Linked DNA regions of Mus musculus: region 2 is linked to region 1. The links are chromatin contacts, found by Hi-C or POLR2A ChIA-PET in ENCODE. All regions are on one chromosome and are shown on one strand. Each heading gives the region's core, a stretch centred on a gene start or an enhancer-like site at or near the end of the contact. The rest is flanking DNA. Distances are from core to core; before and after follow the strand shown.

Region 1 (3,286 bases), core at 251-2,750:
AACTCCCGAGGTTGACCTTTGACTCCACACATATGCATTTGTACCCACATGTATGTGAACCCGGGATACAAAACCAAATGAGCAGAGCAGCTCGTCAGTGTTCCCACCCAGTGTTCTCTTTTTTTAAAATAACACCTTGGCCTTATCCACAGGAAGGACATGTGTATTGGGCCAGCCATGCAATGGAGATCAACGAACCCTTTCAAAAGGCATGCCAGCAAAAGAGCATATGACACACATGAATACATCAAGGCTAGGAGGAGGAAGTCACTATGTCCTCACAGACAAGCTGAGGATATGACCAGCTATTTCTTACCAGGTGATATAAAACATATTGACAAGTCAATATGTCTGGCCCAGCCCTGGCAATATAAGACATATTGATAAGACAAGAGCAGCATGTTTGTTAGATACTGAGTGCTCTTCTAAGTGCTTTTCTTGGCATTAACATAATTTTGTTTTCAAATACTAGGAAACAAGGTCTTGCCATATAAACTGGCTCTTAACTGTAGCAATCTCCTGCCTCAGTGTCCTGAGTGCTGGTATACACTACTATATGCAACATCACACACCACTCTTTCCTCGCATTCATTCATATATATATACATATATATATATATGAATCAATTAATTAATTAATTTTGTTACATCGTAGACAGGGTCTCATGTAGCCTAAGCTGTTTTTGAACCAATCTTTCTGACTCAACCTCCTGAGTGCTGAGATTACAAGTATGTGTCATCACATCTGACTCTAGATGCTTCAGTCCCAACTATGTACGCAGGCACTAGACTTTGAGTTTTAAAAGGACCAGGACCGGTGTGCACCACTCTACAGTCTATGCTGGGCAAAGCAGCAGAGGCCAATCAATAGTTAACTGTTTCCGGGTGGACGGGTGGAGGGTCGTGATATAATCAACAGTTGTAATATGCCAGAGAGCATCTCGGAGCTACTGTTGCTTTAGTTTCTCTATCAGAAAACCTTCTCTGGTCTTCTCCCTGTAGTCTCTCTCCTTGTTACTCACTGTCATATCTTTAATGTGTAACTGTCTCCTTCCTCTAGACTGTAAGCTTCACGAGAGCAGAGCCTCGTCTGTCCTGCTCTTTGTACCCTCTGCGCCTAGGTCTGTACTAGGCACGTGGCTGTCGATCAACAAATACATGCTGAACAAATGAATGAACATGGAGGAAACTGAAGCTTGGGAGAAGGTGGTGGGGACCGGGGATCGTCCCAGGTCTCTCTAGGACCAAGCCTTAAAATGAACCGGAACTCCAGGCTCTGGTTCTCCAAGTGGGGGGAATCACAGCGGCTGGGGCAGTGTAAGCCTGGCTCCGCCGCGAAGCCCGTGGGCTGGAGGGTGCCGAGGGCGCCCGAAGCACGGTCCTGGCTCCTCCCGAGCACCACCGGTGGGGCCCCGGCACGTACTTACCTCCCCGGCTCCACACCCGAGATGTTCAGCTGCAAAACACCACAGCTTCCACAGATCCAGCACTTCCGGGGTCAAACTGCGATTCCGTAGGCGCAGAAAGGAAGCCAACCTGCTCTGCCTGGCCCCGCCCCCGGCGCCAACTGTGGAGGTGGGGAATGCCACGGCCACGCCCCACAGAGACGACCCCGCCCCCTGGAGGCGCAGGAATTTGACCCTGACCACTCCCTCTTGGTGGCCACCCTCCTGGGTTAAGGCAATCCAGTTTGGGAAGCTCTCAGAAATCCAGGCTTCCACCCTACTCAGTTACCAGTTTTCAAATTTAATCCAGAGAAGTTTGAACGAGTCAAAATCACAAATGTGACGTTGAGAGAGCAGAGGAAGGCAGATGAGCTCGTATAGTTCACTTACCGAACGCTCTAAAACAGTTAAAAATGTGTAGTTATGGCTTTTGATGGTGGTTACTTCTTAGGTTAGTAAACAGGAAGATCCCACAAATGAAAATGGAGGTCTTCATCTTGGCGGTGGCCACATACACAGACGGACAGATGGGTTTACTTAGGCAGACTTAGCAAATTGTACACTTAAGATTTGTCCATGTATTTAGCCGGGTACACTGTAGGCAAGCTGACCCAAAACTCACTGTGTAACTCAGTATAGCTTGGAACTGATGACTATCCTCCTGCTTCAGCCTCGCAGATGCTGGAGTTAAAAGTGTCTACCACATGTTGTTTAAATCAGAAAGGCTGAGTATAGCTATTTTAAGAACAGGATACATTTTTTCCAAAGAAATGTCTCAGATGGTGAAGAGCTAGTGGCTCCCAAGGCTGGATAAGGATCATCACAGAAAACTAGTGGGTAATAGCCAGCTGCTGCTGCTGGTGCAGCCTGTAATTCTAGCCCTTGGGAGGCTGAGGAATGACTGAGGGTTCCAGGACAGCCAGGGCTATACTGTGGAAGGGCTCACATTGTCAGGAAAACAAGCAAATAGTTGTGAAGTAATGGGAGAGATGTTAAGCGGCTGAATTAGTGGGTAGATGGGCTCTAAACCAGAAATGGGAGGAGTGTGCTAATTGGTTATATTTCACCACGAAAAAAGTTCTCACAGACTTTGCAGCTTATTACAAAACAGCCCACATTTTCTTTGATTAAGAATCTAAACCTGACTGGGTGGTGGTGGCACAGGACTTTAATCCCAGCACTAGGGAGGCAGAGGCAGGCTTATCTCTGTGAGTTCAAGGCTAGCCTGGTCTACAAAGTTAGTTCCAGAACAGCCAGGGCTGTTACACAGAAACTCTGTTTTGAAAAACAATAAATAAACAACGGATCTAGGCATGACTTAGCAAGTCCTGTTTACATCTGAGTGTCCCACAAGACTTCAATCAAGGTATCAGCCAGGGTTGGAGTCCCAGCTGAAGGTCCAAAAAGAATTTGCTTCCAAATTCACAAACCATGTCCTGTCTGTCTGTCTGTCTGTCTGTCTCTGTCTCTGTCTCTTTCTCTCTGTTTCTCTCTGTCTGTCTGTCTATCTCTCTGCCTGCCTGTCTGTCTGTCTGTCTCTCTGACAGTGTTTCTCTGTGTAACTCTGGCCCTCCTGGAACTAATAGTAAACTGTAACTAAGTTTATTAACTAATAATAAACTGTAGGCCAGGTTGGCCTTGAACTCAGATTTGCCTGCCTCTGTCTCCCAAGAGCTGGGATTAAAGCTGTGTACCATCACTATCTAGTTTGCTCTTTCTTTCTTCCTTCCTTTCTTTTCTTTCTTTCTTTCTTTCTTTCTTTCTTTCTTTCTTCCTTCCTTCCTTCCTTCCTTCCTTTCTCTCTCTCTCTCTCTCTCTCTCTTTCTTTCTTTCTTTCTTTC
Region 2 (3,286 bases), core at 563-3,062, 67 kb before region 1:
TCATACATAATGTAGCTGAAGATAACCTTGAACTTCTGTTCCTGCCTCCACCTCCCTCGTGCTGGGAGCATATAGTCCTATACCATCATGTCCAGTTTGAAGTCCTTATCCCAGGCTCACACTGGTCCTCTGAACCTCAGAATCATAGCCCCATTTGTTCTAGATGTTTCTACTTCATATCTAAGGGACAACTCACACAAAACACAACTTACAGAGCTTGAGATCATGTTAAGAGCATGTAATACTCTAACAGAGGACCTGAGTTTGGTTTTTAGCACCCACATTTGATAGCTCATAACCTCCAGCTCCAGCTCCAGGGGATGCTATACCCTCCTCTGGATTTCTGTGGGTACCGACATTCAGGAGCACATGTCACCCCCTAACCTCCCATACATATGCATAATTTAAAATAACCAAAACCAAATCTATAAACACACAATTTACAGGTCAGGCATGATAGTGCTTGTCTATAATTTTAGCCTTCCAGAGATAGCAGAGACAGGAGGATCACCAGGAGTTAAAAGTCAGGCTGATTTATGTAGCTGGTTCCAGGCAAGCCAGAGCAAGTGTAAAACCTTTTCTCCATACAAACAAACACAAACCATTTAGTCTCTGTAGTCAAATCTTAATTTATCTCTAGATGTTAATTCCTATTTTTGTTTCTTGGTTTGGTTTGGTTTTTCAGGACAGGGTTTCTTTGTGTAGCCCTGGTTGTCCTGGAATTTGTAAACCAGGCTGGTCTTGAACTCTGAGACCCACCTGCATCTGGAGTGCTGAGACTAAAGGCACCCACAACCGAGCCCACCTCTTAATTCTACCTTTCTTGCACACTTCTGCTAGCTTGCTCTGTCTATCCTACCTACCAAAATGCATCTCAAATCTGACCATTATTCTAAACCTCTCTACTCTAAATTACCTACCTCTGCAATTTCTTCTCTTCAGTTTTTGCTCTAGCAAGAAGTCAGAACGATAACATTAAAATGTAAATAGACCTCAAAGCATTCCAGCTTAAACCCATTCAGTGACTCCCTAGTGCAATTAGGAAAAGAATGACTCCTTACCCAGGACGGGATTCAAGGCCAGACTAGAGATGACTTCAGGCCACCTACTCATTAGAGGCCACTCTACACTTTCTCAAGCACCCCAGCAGTGCAGTTGCCTCTAGAAACATTATCCTGTTTACCCTGCTACAATATATTCAGTCCTCCATTAAGCGGCTACTCAGGTTTAAAGAGCAAGCAATCCGTCCAAGCATTTGGGTTTTCTCTTTTACAAAGTATTAGTTTCCAGAAGTGCTGGGCTTCCCCATCGCCCACGCACCACGGCCAGAGCGCTCCAGGAGAGCTGGGAACCTTTCTTTTACTGGGGATCATCTCAAGACCCCGAGGGGATACTCAGAAAAGTACGGTGCCTTTTACAACCAGGTCACCCATCTCCGAAGCCGGGGTTCTTGGCTTTAAAGCCTACGCTCTGGAGAACAGGAAGCAAGTGCAAAGCCACTTTCCCCCCTGAGACGTGGCTTAAGAGTTAGAACTGCAGGACCCGACTTTTGCCACCCCCAAACCTACATCTGGAGTAGGTTCAAAGGACGTTAGGCAGAGAGTCGAGATGCAGCCACAGAAACTCAGGTTCCCTGCCTCTGTATTCACTCCCCATGCCAGAAAAAGCGGATAGCGCGGACTTAGAATGAAATGCCTACTCTTCTGATTGGGAAAAGAGCCTAAAACTTGGACGCGGATGTCTCACCAAAGATACCTGGTTCCGGGCTCCTCCTCTTGAGTCCTCGCGTTGCGCTCTGCTCGCTGGGATTTGTAGTCCTTCCTAAGGTACCGAGAAGGCGGAATACGAAGGCGAGACAGCACTGGGGAAGATGGGTAAGCTAAGGGGCTTTCGGGACTTGTAGTTCAAAATAGCCAAACGCAGGAAATGGTTGAGGAGAAAAACTGAGAAATAAGTCTTATCAAATTTTGGTTGTGTGGAATATGAACATTGTAATAAACTGTTACCCTGTGCACATTATCAGTTTCTTTAATGGTTCAAAATGTCGACTCTGAGATACAGAGAAACTACAATTCCCATAAAGCAGGGCGCGTTGAAACTTTTGGAGCAAGACATTGGGTTCTACGCAAGCGCAGTGGCGCGAGTTCGGCAGTGAGGCAACATGTCGTCGCCGACGATCCCTTCGCGCCTGTACTCCTTGCTGTTCCGCAGAACTTCCACCTTTGCCCTCACCATCGCAGTGGGCGCCCTGTTCTTCGAGCGAGCCTTCGATCAGGGCGCAGACGCGATCTACGAGCACATCAACGAGGGGGTGAGGGCCTGGGCCATCCTGACCTTGGGCCCGCCTGAAGGGTGACTGGGAGGGAGGTAGGACGGAACTCAATCAAGTCTTACCAGGTCTGGGGTGAACTGTGCCCGTTAATACATCTATTTCTCTTGACATGGTGCGAGGCCTAATTGGTATGTCCTGTCACACAGTTCCACATATTCATTTGCGAAAGCTAACTCCTGACTCCTGAGACATCAGAGGACTTACGGGTCTGAACCACTCCATTAAGTCGGTGGTGAGTTGGAACTCCGACCCCTGCCGTCCTTGCTAGTTTCAAGGGCAGATTTCAGCAAGGCAGTCGTTAAAAGTAGGTCTCCTTAGACCATGTGGCTGACCTTTTAAAATTGATGTTTCAGTTCCGAAGGCCGCCCACGTAGGCTCTTTGGATTAAACGTGAAGACTATGAAACCTCAAGCCCTAACTGGCAATACTGGACTTAAAGCACTTAACCGTGGTATTGAATAAAGGTCATAGTGGATCAAAGATCCTGGGATACAGATGAGGTGCTACCGTTCATACTTAATGATACCACTGAAAGATAGCATCCTGGGAAAATGTGGGGATGAATATAAAGTAGGAAATGGCGAGCCCTCTTTGACTTAACTGTCCCACACTCTGTGCATGTTTTATGTCAAAGGTTGTGAGAGTATTGGGGAAGGTATGTTACTGATGGCCAGCATGTTCATCGACTGGTTTCTTTTTCTCGAGACAGGGTTTCTCTGTGTAGCTATTGCTGTCCCGGAGCTAGATGGTAGACAAGGCTTGGCCTTAGACTCACCCTCCTGCCTCTGCCACCTGAGTGTTGGGATTGTAGGCCTGAGCCACCACCGACCAGCTCCTTCACTGAGTGGCCTTCCTTCTTGCCTTCCTTCCTTTCTTACCTCTTTTGGTTTGTTTTTAAATTTTGTTGTTTTAATTTTATTTGCTTATGTTGTGTCTGCATGTACATCATCTGTG

The links. A loop is a pair of places that touch in the nucleus more often than their neighbours do. ChIA-PET counts read pairs that join two places held with the same protein, here RNA polymerase II (POLR2A).
Region 2: POLR2A ChIA-PET joins it to region 1 with 10 read pairs in embryonic stem cell. The contact joins the promoter of Zmat5 here to the promoter of Ascc2 in region 1. A Hi-C loop is called at or near these places in 1 of 37 maps with a recorded cell type or tissue (adrenal gland). POLR2A ChIA-PET finds 5 or more read pairs at or near these places in 4 of 5 experiments (Patski and embryonic stem cell).

What each region holds. Positions count from the first base shown.
Region 1 is chr11:4,635,964-4,639,249 of GRCm38, reverse strand. It overlaps Ascc2 (activating signal cointegrator 1 complex subunit 2), which reads right to left and starts at 1,500. Exons shown (of 20, transcript NM_029291.2): 1 at 1,428-1,500.
Region 2 is chr11:4,703,182-4,706,467 of GRCm38, reverse strand. It overlaps Zmat5 (zinc finger, matrin type 5), which reads right to left and starts at 1,812. Exons shown (of 6, transcript NM_026015.3): 1 at 1,747-1,812. It overlaps Uqcr10 (ubiquinol-cytochrome c reductase, complex III subunit X), which reads left to right and starts at 2,124. Exons shown (of 2, transcript NM_197979.3): 1 at 2,124-2,311. The coding sequence starts at 2,162.